Linked DNA regions of Homo sapiens: regions 2 and 3 are each linked to region 1. Evidence: chromatin contacts called from ENCODE Hi-C or POLR2A ChIA-PET data. All regions are on one chromosome and are shown on one strand. The core of a region is the stretch at or near the end of the contact, and the rest is flanking DNA. Distances in the headings are between cores, read along the strand shown.

Evidence for each region. A loop is a pair of places that touch in the nucleus more often than their neighbours do. ChIA-PET counts read pairs that join two places held with the same protein, here RNA polymerase II (POLR2A). Pooled maps may share reads with other maps.
Region 2: a map of PC-3 shows a loop between it and region 1 (8-fold over the local background). The contact joins the promoter of LINC01182 here to the enhancer-like site in region 1. A Hi-C loop is called at or near these places in 4 of 168 maps with a recorded cell type or tissue (GM12878, PC-3, PC-9 and 1 more), 18 of 37 single-sample maps with no recorded cell type and 15 of 50 pooled maps. POLR2A ChIA-PET finds 5 or more read pairs at or near these places in 3 of 52 experiments (MCF 10A, T-cell and activated CD4-positive, alpha-beta T cell).
Region 3: a loop to region 1 is called in a map with no recorded cell type, with 2.7 times the contacts of the local background. The contact joins the promoter of LINC00504 here to the enhancer-like site in region 1. A Hi-C loop is called at or near these places in 6 of 37 single-sample maps with no recorded cell type and 5 of 50 pooled maps.

What each region holds. Positions count from the first base shown.
Region 1 is chr4:14,167,063-14,171,333 of GRCh38, forward strand. All of the region lies in intron 1 of LOC124900670 (a long non-coding RNA gene), which reads left to right. Among named protein-coding and RNA genes, the nearest start is that of LINC01085, 57 kb to the left of the region's middle. RefSeq lists an enhancer at 3,063-3,634. Within about 2 kb of position 2,614, at least 4 of the 41 ENCODE cell types and tissues checked have a DNase peak (open chromatin) inside an H3K27ac peak, as active enhancers do; they include PC-3, PC-9 and mammary epithelial cell, where a contact is called at or near this core.
Region 2 is chr4:13,652,170-13,656,665 of GRCh38, forward strand. It overlaps LINC01182 (long intergenic non-protein coding RNA 1182), which reads left to right and starts at 3,010. Exons shown (of 4, transcript NR_121681.1): 1 at 3,010-3,182. RefSeq lists an enhancer at 2,535-2,584.
Region 3 is chr4:14,886,762-14,890,928 of GRCh38, forward strand. It overlaps LINC00504 (long intergenic non-protein coding RNA 504), which reads right to left and starts at 1,408. Exons shown (of 7, transcript NR_126435.1): 1 at 1,298-1,408.

The DNA.
Region 1 (4,271 bases), core at 1,364-3,863:
CATAAAAGGGTGGCATATTGATTCAGTGGAATACTGTTTAGCAACGAAAAGTAACATACTACTCATAAGCATAACTAAATTGACAAATCTCAAAAAGGTTATGTTTAGTCAAAAGAAACTGGAACAAAGAACTGTATATTGTATGATTCCATTTATATGAAGTTCTAGAATAGGTAAAACAATTATGATGACAGATTGTTATTATTTATTAAACAATTATGACGACAGATATTGGAGCAGTAATCGTCTCTAGGGCATGACCCTAGAGAATTGACCAGAATGAGGTACTAGAAGGGACCTCTATAGGATGACGAAAATATTCTGTTACTTGAGGGTTTGGATGCACAAATTTATTATGCATTTGTTAAAGCTCATCAAAATGCACATAAAATCTGCTTTTTATTATATGTAAATTGTGCCCCATTTAAAAAAATGGTAAAAGAAAAATGCTTCATACCCTTTCCCAAATTTAAATGGAATTTCCTTTTACAGTAGCCATCAAGAGTCTATAGATTCACCCCGATGTTAAGAGCTTATCAATTTTATCAATCTTATTGCCTTCTCTTCTCCACGGATTCTTTTTTTTGAAATTGTCTTTCACTGTTTTCCTAAGAAACAGGCAGAAATTGAAAAGTAACTGAACACAAATGGGATTTTCTAACCAGAGAAAATGCCTGTCCAAGCATTGGCCTTTAAGAGAAGAGAGAACAATTCTCCCTTCATCAGATATCTAATTTCAGAGACTGTTTTAATGATAATTGGCCTTTAATGATTTCCTTCACAACTAGCAACTAACATTTGAGACAGAATTTAGAGTTTGAAAAAAAAAAAAAAAAAATCTCAGGTTATTCCAGTCACTGTTTTACAGGGACTGGCATCTGAAAAAAGCATCTTGTTTTTCCAACAGCAACTAAGTTAAAGATAACATGGCTTTAAAATAGAGAGATAAACTGGTTTTACTACATACTTTGACCATTTTCTTCATGGTTAGTCAGCAGTTTAATCTAGCCTTTCGTTCATGTCTTCGAATTCATCACATTCACACAAAGTACATGATGACTAAGTAAATCTGAAAATAAAGTGCCCAAAGGCAGATTATTTGCCACATACTTTATGATATTTAAAATCCTGAGAAGGTAAGCAGTCTTGTCTCAGTTGATGTAAAAGTGGTCTTAAACACACATCAACTACGAAATCCTACTAATGCTAACTGATAATAACATTGATGTTCCAATTTCCTGACTTGTTGATTGCCAGTTTGGCTAGTTTTCTTTGACCTATAGTCGTAAGATGGTGATGACGTTGACGATGACGGTGGAAAAGCTTATGAAAATGTTGGCTATCAAGAAGATTGTGAGCAGTGAATTTATTTCCTACTGCAATTTTACACTAAAACTTTCACATGGTGACTTGTTTTCTCTCCATTCTTTTGCTCGTATTCTCTTACAACATCAAGATTATGTTCTGTGCCTAACAAGCCCATTCAATGTTGTCTTCCACAGCTTTCAGACAAGCTCCTTTCCAATTAGTGAAACTTTTCTTCTTCCCATCAAATGATAAATACATGATTATTCTGATTTTAATATGAACATTCCAGCTGGCATGAAAATAACTCTCTAATTGCAAAAGAACAATTTATTACCTTTATATGCATTTTTTTTTTTTAGCATCCATTGAGTATTTATGTGGCATAAGGCACTATGGTTGACAGACATAAAAGTACATACCCATTAACTAATTACTGATGCATTAATATATGTATTGATATACATAGAGATAGAGATGATAAAGCTATAGAAAAACTATGAAATCATGAGCAACTGAATTTGCTGAAATGGCTGTATTATTGGACATTGGTTTTCAAAAGTTCAAACGACTGCAGTGAAAGTTTTTATTTTAAGAGCAATCATTGAAAGAATCAACTGACCTTGCTGTTCTCTGTCTCAAGTCAGAAAATAAACAGAGAAAGTGTATCTTAGTGGTTTGCAAGTGATTCAGAGCAGGATGCTCAGCTATTAGAAAGTCATCGATTCGGCTGGAGGAAATGAGTTGGCTGAAGCACGAGATATAAGCCAATGCCCAGGATTGTGAGGTCAGGGCAGGATGCCAAGATGAACTACATTTCCTGGCAAGAATTCAAGCTCATTGCCAAAGGCCTTGCTGTTATTCTGAATCCAGGTTTTGTAACCTTTTCAAAAACTCTTACCTTGATATTCAATATTTTTCATTCAACCTTTCTATTTTTCAAGATGCACGATATTAGTATGACATTTATATAAATTTAAATGCAACCTAAAAATCCACATTTTAAGTTAAAATCCATTCACTGCTTTAAGGCTATTTTTTTTAGGGTGACAATCAACATTGTCCATTAACTTTATTTTCAGACATATCTCTCACCCTGGAAAATAAGCAAGCTTGCCAGGAATGTTACTCAGAAAAAAAAAATTAATGGTTCAAAAATATTAAAGCCGTTAGCCACTGCTGACCAGACTGCTTCAAATAATGTGTATTGGGAAGGGTCATGACTGGATGGGAAACCAGCAGACATCAGTTCTATTCTGGGCTTGACTTCCACGTGACCTTCTCAATTCACTCAATTTTTCTGTGGTTCAGTTTGCTCAGGTTTCAAAAAAATGGAATGATAATACCAGGATGTTGTGGGGAGTCATCAGATTAGCAAGAAGCTTTGGACTCTTGAGACACACCTAATGTAGAAATAGATGATATCCAAGACTTGCCTCAGAACAATACATCTTGTATTCTATGTACTGTATTCTCCTTTTTTCTTCTCTCATTGTTTTAAAGCCCCATGAATTATTCCTTTCAGACACTGCATTGTTGTTTTGAATTGTTGCTCGGTAACAAATGATGAGATAAATGTTTCAGGGGCGTCCATGTGAAGAGACCACCAAACAGGCTTTGTGTGAGCAATAAAGCTGTTTATTTCACCTGGGTGCAGGTGGGCTGAATCCGAAAAGACAGTCAGCGAAGGGAGATAGGGGTGGGGCCGTTTTATAAGATTTGGGCAGGTAAAGGAAAATTACAGTCAAAAGGGGTTTGTTCTCTGGTGGGCAGGAGTAGGGGGTCACAAGGTGCTCAGTGGGGGAGCTTTTTGAGTCAGGATGAGCCAGGAAAAAGACTTTGACAAGGTAATGTCATCACTTAAGGCAAGGACCGGCCATTTACACTTCTTTTGTGGTGGAATGTCATCAGTTAAGGCGGGGCAGGGCAATTTCACTTCTTTTGTGATTCTTCAGTTACTTCAGGCCATCTGGGCATATACGTGCAAGTCACAGGGGATGCGATGGCTTGGCTTGGGCTCAGAGGCCTGACATTCCTGCCTTCTTATATTAATAAGAAAAATAAAACAAAATAGTGTTGAAGTGTGGGGGGTGGCGAAAATTTTGGGGGGATGGTATGGAGAGAGAGAATGGGCGATGTTTCTCAGGGCTGCTTTGAGCGGGGTTAGGGGTGGCGTGGGAACCTAGAGTGGGAGAGATTAAGCTGAAGGAAGATTTTGTGGTGAGGGGTGATATTGTGGGATTGTTAGAAGAAACATTTGCCGTGTAGAATTATTGGTGATGGCCTGGATACGGTTTTGTATGAATTGAAAAACTAAAAAATGGAATAAGAGAAGGAGAAAAACAGGTATAAAAGGTCTAAGAATTGGAGGACCCAGGACATCTGATTAGAGAGTGCCTAAGGAGATTCAGCGTAGTCCTGCCAGCAAAGATTATTTACTTCAAGAGTTTAGAGTGGCAGTTTGGGGATAGCACCAGGAGATATCAGCTGTGATGGCTTGGAGAAACAGTGTAAACCGGCAGTGTAAACAAGAGCAGGGCATGTATGAGTAGTTGAGAACGGTGAATAGGAGTATGACTGGACAGAAGATAGTAGGGATGACAAATTTTTTGGGGCACAGTCTAAGTTGGTCTGGTGTCTGGAATGAGACTGGGGCCTAATAAAAAGGAGCATCTATACAGGAGCTCAAATGGGCTGTACCTTGTAGCATTCCGAGGACAGGCCTGAATTCTGAGAAGGGAAAGTGGTAAAAGTATTGTCCAGTCCTTTTTAAGTTGGTGGCTGACCTTGGTGAGGTGTGTTTTTAAGAGACCATTAGTCTGTTCTACTTTTCCTGAAGACTGAGGACTGTAAGAGATATAAAGGTTTCACTGAATACTAAGAGCCTGAAAAACTGCTTGGCTGATTTGACTAATAAAGGCTGGTCTGTTATCAGACTGTATAGAGGTGGAAAGGCTAAACTGAGG
Region 2 (4,496 bases), core at 1,760-4,259, 510 kb before region 1:
GAGAGGCGATGTTCTGCTAATGCATATCATGTTTTGCACTGTTGTTGGTGATATGATTTACCAAATAGTGACCAACTCCTGGTAAAATTTATCATAAAATAAAGTACAATCTTTCTTCAATTGACTCTGGAAAATTCATTGGATATTAAAATGGTATAAGAATGTTTTGTTTTTAGATGTAAAATGGAGCAAGGTTCTACATTCACATAACTTTTTCAACTACACAGATATTTTCTGGGACATGTAGGGCATTTACTCACCTTGGTCCTCAACCATGAAATACCATTGAGTGCCCTCTCATCATAGCACCAACTATCCCCACACTTTTCCAAAATATCCTTGGGTGTGGTGCCACCCCTACAAAAACCCTGATTCTAACTCAGCTCTCTCATTTTACAGTTGAAGGAATCATCCCTTTGGGGAGGGAAGAATTACTCTCTGGAAAACATAGGGATTTAAACATAAAGACTGGACCAGGACCGCAGACTTCTGACTTCTTAGGCTAAATCCCAGTTGTATCCACCATAGCAATTGAAGCCAAGGATTAGAGTCAAGTAGGCTTGGGATCAAATCCTGGCTCTGACCTTGGGAAAACTGCTTCATCTTTTCGAGCCTCTGTTTCATCATTTGCATAAATGAGATTAAAAATAGCATTTACCTTAAAGAATTGTTATGAGGACTAAGAGAGGTTATGACTTTGAATTCTTGGCACATAGTGAACTCTTAATTAATGGTAGCAATTATCACACTGCTATTCCTCCCTTTAAAGCTCATTCATTTAAGTGCCAACAGAAATTGTCATATCCTAGAGAACTTCTATACTGGAACTTTTTCCTCTGTAGAGAAATACTTGTTTATCATTTGTTTCCAATACTTCAAATCATTCCTTTTCAGGTCAAGGCCTCCTTCTAATCTCTCCATTTTCCTCCAAGATGGCCTGGGCCAAATTTAAGGGAAAAATGTCTTGAGCAGAGTAGCTTGGAGCATTCTCATACCTTGACTCTTACTTAAAGAAAGGAAGAAGAAACTTTGGGGCTTTGATTTGGTTTGAAAAGGAGGAAGGGAGGTGATATTGAGCACTTATTTTGAGCACTTATTTTGTACCAAGTGCATAGCAGGTGGTCTATTTTGTTTCATTCTCTCAAGAATAGTCCCTGTGAGGTGGACTGTTTATTATCACCTCCATCTTGCAGATGAGAAAGTGGAGACTCTAAGCTGATAAAACCCTTTCTTGAGGTCATACAGAGCCAAGATTAAAATATTAACAAAAAATAAAATTCTAGAGCCCCTCCAAGCATCTGAATGGACCCCTTCTTGGCCAGGGCACTCCAAAGTTAACCTGAAAAACTGGTTCAGGCCATGACGGGAAGGGGTGTCAGACATGTCTCGTTATACCCTACTCTCTTTAGGAATTCAGGAAACGTGGCCAGCATTTAACATCAACACAGACCTTAAGTCTGATAAGAAACATTTACATTCTATTCTCTCTGAAGCCTGCTACCTGGAGGCTTCATCTGCGTGATAAAACCTTGGTTTCCACAACTTCTTATTGTAACCGAGACATTTCTTTCTAGAGATAGTAACTCTTTCAACCAATTGACAAATCAGACAAATTTTAAATCTACCTACAACTGGAAGCAGACCTCCCCACTTTCCCTTTTCTGGACTGAAACAATGTATGTCTTAAATGTATTTAATTGAAGTCTCACGTCTCCCTAAAATGTATACATCTAGGTGACGCCCCAATCACCTTGGGGTCATGTTCTCAGGATCTCCTGAAGGTTATGTCATGGGCCATTAGTGACTCATATTTGGCTCAGAATAAATCTCTTTAAATATTTTAGAGTCTGACTCTTTTTGTCAACAAAAATCACATCTCTGTCTGACATTGTCGTGATTTGGGTTCTTTCAAAAGCAGATCCTGAGACAAGGGTTTGAGTGCAAGTGGGACTTTGGAGGTGTATTTATCTTTTTAAAAAATTTTTTTTTGTGCCTCTCAGCTCTGAATGGACCCTTTATTAATTTATGCTCTGGGACTAACGAAGGCGTGCCTTTGAGCCCGTCTCCTTTAAGTGCGCGCGATGCTAGGCTTCCTCAGTAGAGGGCGCCGGAGGACACCGCAGCTGGAGGAGGGTTTCCGCCGGTTGTGCGGGGACCGCGGCTCAGTAGTGTGGGTGGACGAGGACAGCGGGTGGAACTGGTCCTTCTGTGACTTTGCAGCCCCGGCTTGGTGATAATTTTTGTGCAGGCTTCTTGACATGGAAAGCAGAGCTCCCCAGCACAGAGTGAGCCTCCGAAGGGCTCCTGCCCTTACCGGTGCCCTACCCTCCCTTTCCCTGCTTGCTACACTTGGGTCCGGGACTCAGCCTCCCTTTGCAAGCTTCTGCTCGGCCTGTGTGCAGCTGCACTTAGCTGGCAGGGTCAGGCGTTGAGTAGCCGCTCCGCTCCTTCTGCAGCCTCCTGCAGCCCCCGCCAGCTCCCGGGCTCCATCCCTCACCATCAGTTGCTGATTGGCGCCCCCTGCGTGCACAACGGAGGCTGGCTGCACCTGGAGGTTCCCAGCAATTCCAGGCCGGCTCCAGCCTAGCCAAAGCAGCTAACTTCTCTGCTGTCTCGTGGGCTGAACCTCACCGTTTCCCAAGAGGTCTGAATCCTTCTCAAGTTCGTCTTTTCCTAAGTTCTCCCTCGTAGCTCTAGGTTGCTTTGTAGAGTTTCCTTATATCTATACTCTTCATTGTAGTTAATGACTCTGTGTTACACTTGTCCTGTTGAACTTACTGTGTAGTTTCTGTCTCTTGACTGGATCAAGGCTCTCACAGGAGTCAATCCCAGAAAAATGATGAGACAGTAGGGAAGAGAGAAAAGCCAATAAACAGCATGTTAATGAGTAGGTCCCACCTGGGGCTCAGTCGCACTGGTGTCCCTCTGAGAGTATGGGCACCACACACTTTGGCATTGCCCCAGCAAGGCAAGGGGCAAGCAAGGGAGCTGGGTGTTTATCTCCCAGGCATTGCTTGAGGCTTGCTCTTGGGAATGGTAGCTCCCTGGAACTTCTGTCCAGCCTGCATATCTGGACTGTGCAGGGGATACTTCTATGGCCAGAAAAAGCCCTTGGGCAGAGAGAAGCAGGTTCTTGATGCTGAGATGTCTGCGTGCTTGGGAGTTGACCACTGCAGCTGCAGGTGACCTCTGGGGTGGGCCAAGGGGATGTAGGTGGGCAGTGATACATCTGCTACAGACATGTTGCAGGATGCAGGGCAGCAGAAGGAAACTGATCAGCTGGCTGCCAATGAATGGCCCAGACTGATTCAAGGGTAAATTTGCTGGAAGAAGTCCGTTGCAGAAGATCAGATGCTTTCCTGACTGGTGTAATTTAATTGTATGGTCAGTGTTTGCTATGGATAATTGGATTTTTCTTTGACCTTCACAATCTTGCTGGCTCTCTGTCCACACTGAAAGACACTTTTCTAACTCTCTCAAATGCAATAAGACTAACCTTGGCTTCCATCAGGAACTCATGGGCTTGCCATTTCCAGGAGGTGCCGATGGCTGTGGTATCCAACCAGCAAACGGCAGTGGTGTTTGTATTTTCCATTTTGCCCTTTACAAGAACATTTCAGCTGAAGCAAAAGGCTTTTTCCTTTACCCTGGGTTTTTTAATAGAAATCTTGGTGGCATTAAGCACTTTTAATTCTGAGCACTAGCCTGTAAAGTTCAAAGCTCTGTTCTGCTCTTGAACACAGCGGATACCAAGGCGAGAGATTCTAATCACAAGGAATACCAGAAAAAAAAAAATAAGCAGGAGACAAGTTTATTACGAAGGGTTGTGAACAGTATTTGTGATTAATGTGGAATGAAAAAGGTTATTTCTACATTAAAATCATTCACATTTGCAATAATTTAAACAATTTATCTGGTTTCCCCAAGTGGGGATGTGTTCTTTCCACATATAACATGCTCAGTGAAGGAAGAACAAGGAAGGTTACGCTGCCCTGAAACATATCTGGGAGAGCTTTTCGGCTCTGGGAGGATCACCAAGTTATGTTGTTAAGTGACAAAAACAATATCCGGAAGAGTGTCAAACAGCTAATTATTGTGTAAGAAGGAAAAAAAGAAGACTACATTAGTCACATTTACTTATATTTATATGAAAAGCTAATAAAAGTAGCTAGGTATACGTAAGGCAGTCAGAAACAAGACTTTTCAATTATAACTTTTATATCATTTTAATTTAAAAGTTACGCTAATATATTTCCTGTTCAAGAAACAAATAACAACATGCCCAGTGGAAAGCATCATCATTGTAATAATGTCCTAAGATCATTTTTTATGACCTTTGAAGGTAACTTAGGATAGGAAAATGCATTCCATAAAATTCAGCTGCCTGCACATAGTGAATCCTTTGCAAACCCTCGGAATAGGCTGAGGGTTTTTATATGACCATGGAATTTTTTTTTTTTTTTTTGCATCTTTGCTGCTATTCGCCATCCAGGCAG
Region 3 (4,167 bases), core at 158-2,657, 720 kb after region 1:
CAGAAAGAGTGTGCTAATTCATTCCTAGGTGTGGCAGGGAGATTACTCCTAATTTAAAATTGCAACTTGCAAGAGGAGTTCTTTCTCCCAAGGCCTTTTCCAAGGCACTCCAGGTAGCAGAGAATTCAAATGGTAGCTAGAATTCTCCTTTAGCTTGAAATACATAATAAACCAGCAATGTCTTCTACAAAAAGCATCATTAACAAAGTTTGTGTTTGTTCATCAGTTAAGATCTTGGGGCTTTTTGCCTGATATCATTAATCGTCACGCTTGCTAAAGAACATTCTTCTATCAAACAGACGGGGATTCAAATAAAAGGAGCAAACATATGAATATGCAAGAAGGAAGGCCAAATTATTAATGCAGAATGAAGAAGAATCTGGCAGGAATATCCTTCATTCGACAAGTATTTATTGAGCGTCCTCTACATGCTAACCATTATGCCAGGGGCTGGGAATACAATGACGAGCAAAATGCTGCAGATTTCATGCCAGGAAGCAAGCACACATCTGAAGGAATTTTACATAAATACATAATGTGTTGCTGGTTCCAGCATGCCCCTCTTCATCGGTTTAGTTCAAATGTACTCCTATAACTCTTACTTTTGCACTGAAATTTCCTTCTGTTTTTTTTTCTCATTCATTGTGGCATAATAGAAAGAGTAGACAGGCATACCAATTGCCTTACTAATCATATGACCTTGAGTAAATTACACATCCTTCCAATGGGGCCAATTATACCAATCTCCGAGGGTATGCTTGAAAATACATTAAGATACTGTGTACCACAGCCAGTTAGCTATACAACATATCATATAAGCCTTTATGTGAATTCAACTATACCAAATTGGGATGGGAATGAGGGTAAGTGAGAAATAATAATTTAAATATATGACAAGGGCTGACTATATAATTTGTAGGGACCAGAGGAAAGTAAAATTGAGAGACTCCCTATTCAAAAATTAAGAATTTCAAGACAGTGATAGCAGAGCATTGGGCCAAGCACAGGGTTCTTCTGAGTGTGAGGCCCTTTACAATGGCACAGAATGCACAACCATGAGGTCGGCCCTGGACTTTCTTACTCCCCTGCATATCTAACATGGTGAATAAGTTCTATGATCAATATGATCTTAATTCTAAAATATATGTCTTGTTTACTTGGTTTTTGTTCACTTTGGCCGCTAACCAGAAGCGACCTTATTTTCATGGGCATAAAACCATATATGCAATCATTTGGCTTAAGGGATTTTCAAGGGTAGTTGTATTAGTCCATTTTCATGCTGCTGATAAACACATACCTGAAACTGGGAACGAAAAGAGGTTTAAGTGGACTTGCAGTTCGACGTGGCTGTGTAGGCCTCAGAGTCATGGTGGGAGGCGAAAGGCACTTCTAACATGGCAGAGGCAAGAGACAAATGAGGAAGAAGCAAAAGCAGAAACCCTTGATAAACCCATCAGACCTTGTGAGACTTACTCACTATCACGAGAACAGCACAGGAAAGACCAGCACAGGAAAGACCGGCCCCCATGATTCAATTACCTCCCCATGGGTTCCTCCCACAATATGTGGGAATTCTGAGAGATACAATTCAAGTTGAGATTTGGATGAGACACAGCCAAACCATATCAGTCGTTTTTACTCTATTTTCCCATTACACACTGGTTTCCTAAAGCCTGCAGGAGGTGAAAGCTCACCATAGCTGTCATTTCTGCTGAGCCTTTGACAGTAGGAGTCAACCTTGTGCCCAAGTCTGGATCACATGCTTTGCAGTGAGAACTTCATTCAAGCCACACAGCAAGCCTGCAGGATAAATAATACCATCCTCATTCTCTAGAGGAGGGAGAAACAGAGCCTCAGAGCAGGGAAGCAATTTGCTTAAAGTTACCCAGAAAATAAGTGGCAGATTTGGGATTCAAATACGGGTCTTTGGAGCACACTGTCCACATTCATTCACTGATATCTTAATAAATGGTTGTTCCTTCCAACTCTCTTCTGCAAATCTTGCCCTAACCTTTTGAAATGAAGAATTGTTTGGCAAATTAGGAACCTGATTTTCTGCATCCTGGTAGCAGAGAATGGCTTGCCAATTCAGTTCAGGCACGTAATGCTGGAGGCAGAGCAACAGAAGAGCCTGAAAGTCTGACCTGTGCTTCTAGAGCTCTGATTGCCACATGATGAAAACTCAGGGCTGACATCACCAGTCTCCAGCCTCCCAAACATGAGCCCATGTGGAGAGAATGTTATAAAGAGGAAAAAAATAAAGGTCATGTTAGAGTGAATGATAGGTATAATTAATGTTACTGACAATGAAAAGCTTAGGTGCTGAGAGAAAAATGAGTCAGCAGTGAGCTTGATGTTGAAACTACATGCTGCCTTGTTGCTCAAATACTTACCTATTAGGAAAAAAGAGCAATTTCCTGATCAATGCACACAAAATTCTGGGTTGAGAACACTAAGTGAAAAGTGGGAAAAAAGCCACTTGTGTGTTTTATTTCCAGCATGTGCACAGCCACATTTATGCATAATTTTGGGTTTGTCATTCCCCTTTATGAGTTTTTGTGATCTCAGTGTTTTAGCATGAAGGCCTTTCATAATCTGATCGTATCTTCCCTTTCTATGATCGTCCTCCCTAGTCTCTTCTCTAAATATCCAAATATTACTTCGTCATTCCAGAAGCAGCTCTACCTAGACATGAAGCCTTCCCTGGTCTCCAAATCAGAAATGCAGGCCATGAATGGGCATGAGCTGTTTGTTGAATGATGAGAAATTCAGTTTATTCCCTGATTTTAACTGGGAATGGCCTCATTCACCTCTCCACCTGGCAGGCATCTCCTCTCCATATTGACTCAATCACCTCTTTCTCCAGGTGTCCTCAGCACTTACTTCATACATCTATTATTGAGCTCAACAAGATGCACTGTACGACATATCTTTCCATTCCCCTAATAATATCTGATGTATCACTGAATTAATACATGGGGGTGTCTTCCCCATTAAACCATGGGATTTGTGAGAGTAACATCTTTATATTGCTCATCGTTGCAGCTCCCTCTGTGCTTGGCATAATATTTTGAACAAAATATGTGCTCAATAAATATTAACTAGATGTATTTACATCCATCAGGATTGCTTTTAATGATTACAGATCTGGCTTTTGGTGCCTCTTGTAAACAGAGGCAGTCTGATTATTTGATAACACAAAGATCTTACCAGACTGCAGGAGGGGTGTGAGGGAAAATATGTTCTGGACTGACACAGATGCTGCTGAATTAATAATTAAAAATTGCGTGCGATGTATAAATGATAGAACATCAAATTAGAAAGGACAACACAATGGTCTGTTTCCTGTTGAAAAAGAATTATCTGGTCCACTAATGAAGTAGAGCCATTAGTCTTGGCCATAGGAAATTAATAGCTACCTTCTTGTAGTGACTTGCCATGTGCCAAGTGTTTGCTGAGCCCTTTAGAATATTATCACATTAAATCCTTCCAACAGCCCTATGAAGAAGGTAGTACTTGTATCATCCCTTCCATATTCCTTTTTGGAGAGCAAGCTTGGGAGAAGTATGATAACTTGCCTAAAATTGCAGAGCCATGAAAGAACTGGATTCAAATCCAGGTATGTTGCTTCCAAAGTCCATGTTCTAAACTAGTCTGCTCTGTAGGTAAAATAAGGATGTCAGGTGATGTTTTTCAGCTCAGTTATAAGTGGAATCATCTATTCCATAGACTCCAGTCTCCTCATTCTACAAATGATAAAACTGAGACTCAGAACAATAAAGGAATGTAGGATCTTAGAATCTCATGGCTGAAATGAACATTAAAATTCATCTAGTCAAATATTCCTACATCCACCTGCTGACAATGTCTAACAACTTTGTTGAGATATAATTCACACATCATACAACTCACCCAATTTAAGTTACAATTCAGTAGTTTTTAATATATCCACAGTTATATGTTGATTACCACAATTTAATTTTAGAACATTTTATCACCCCCAAAAGAAATCTCATATCCATTAGCTGTGCTCCACATCCCAGCCCCAACCCCAGCCTTAAACAACCATGAATCTGTCTCCATGGATTTGCCTATTCCAAATATTTCATAGAAATTGAACTATACAATATGTGGTCTCCTGTGCTTGTCTTCTTTCACTTAGCATAA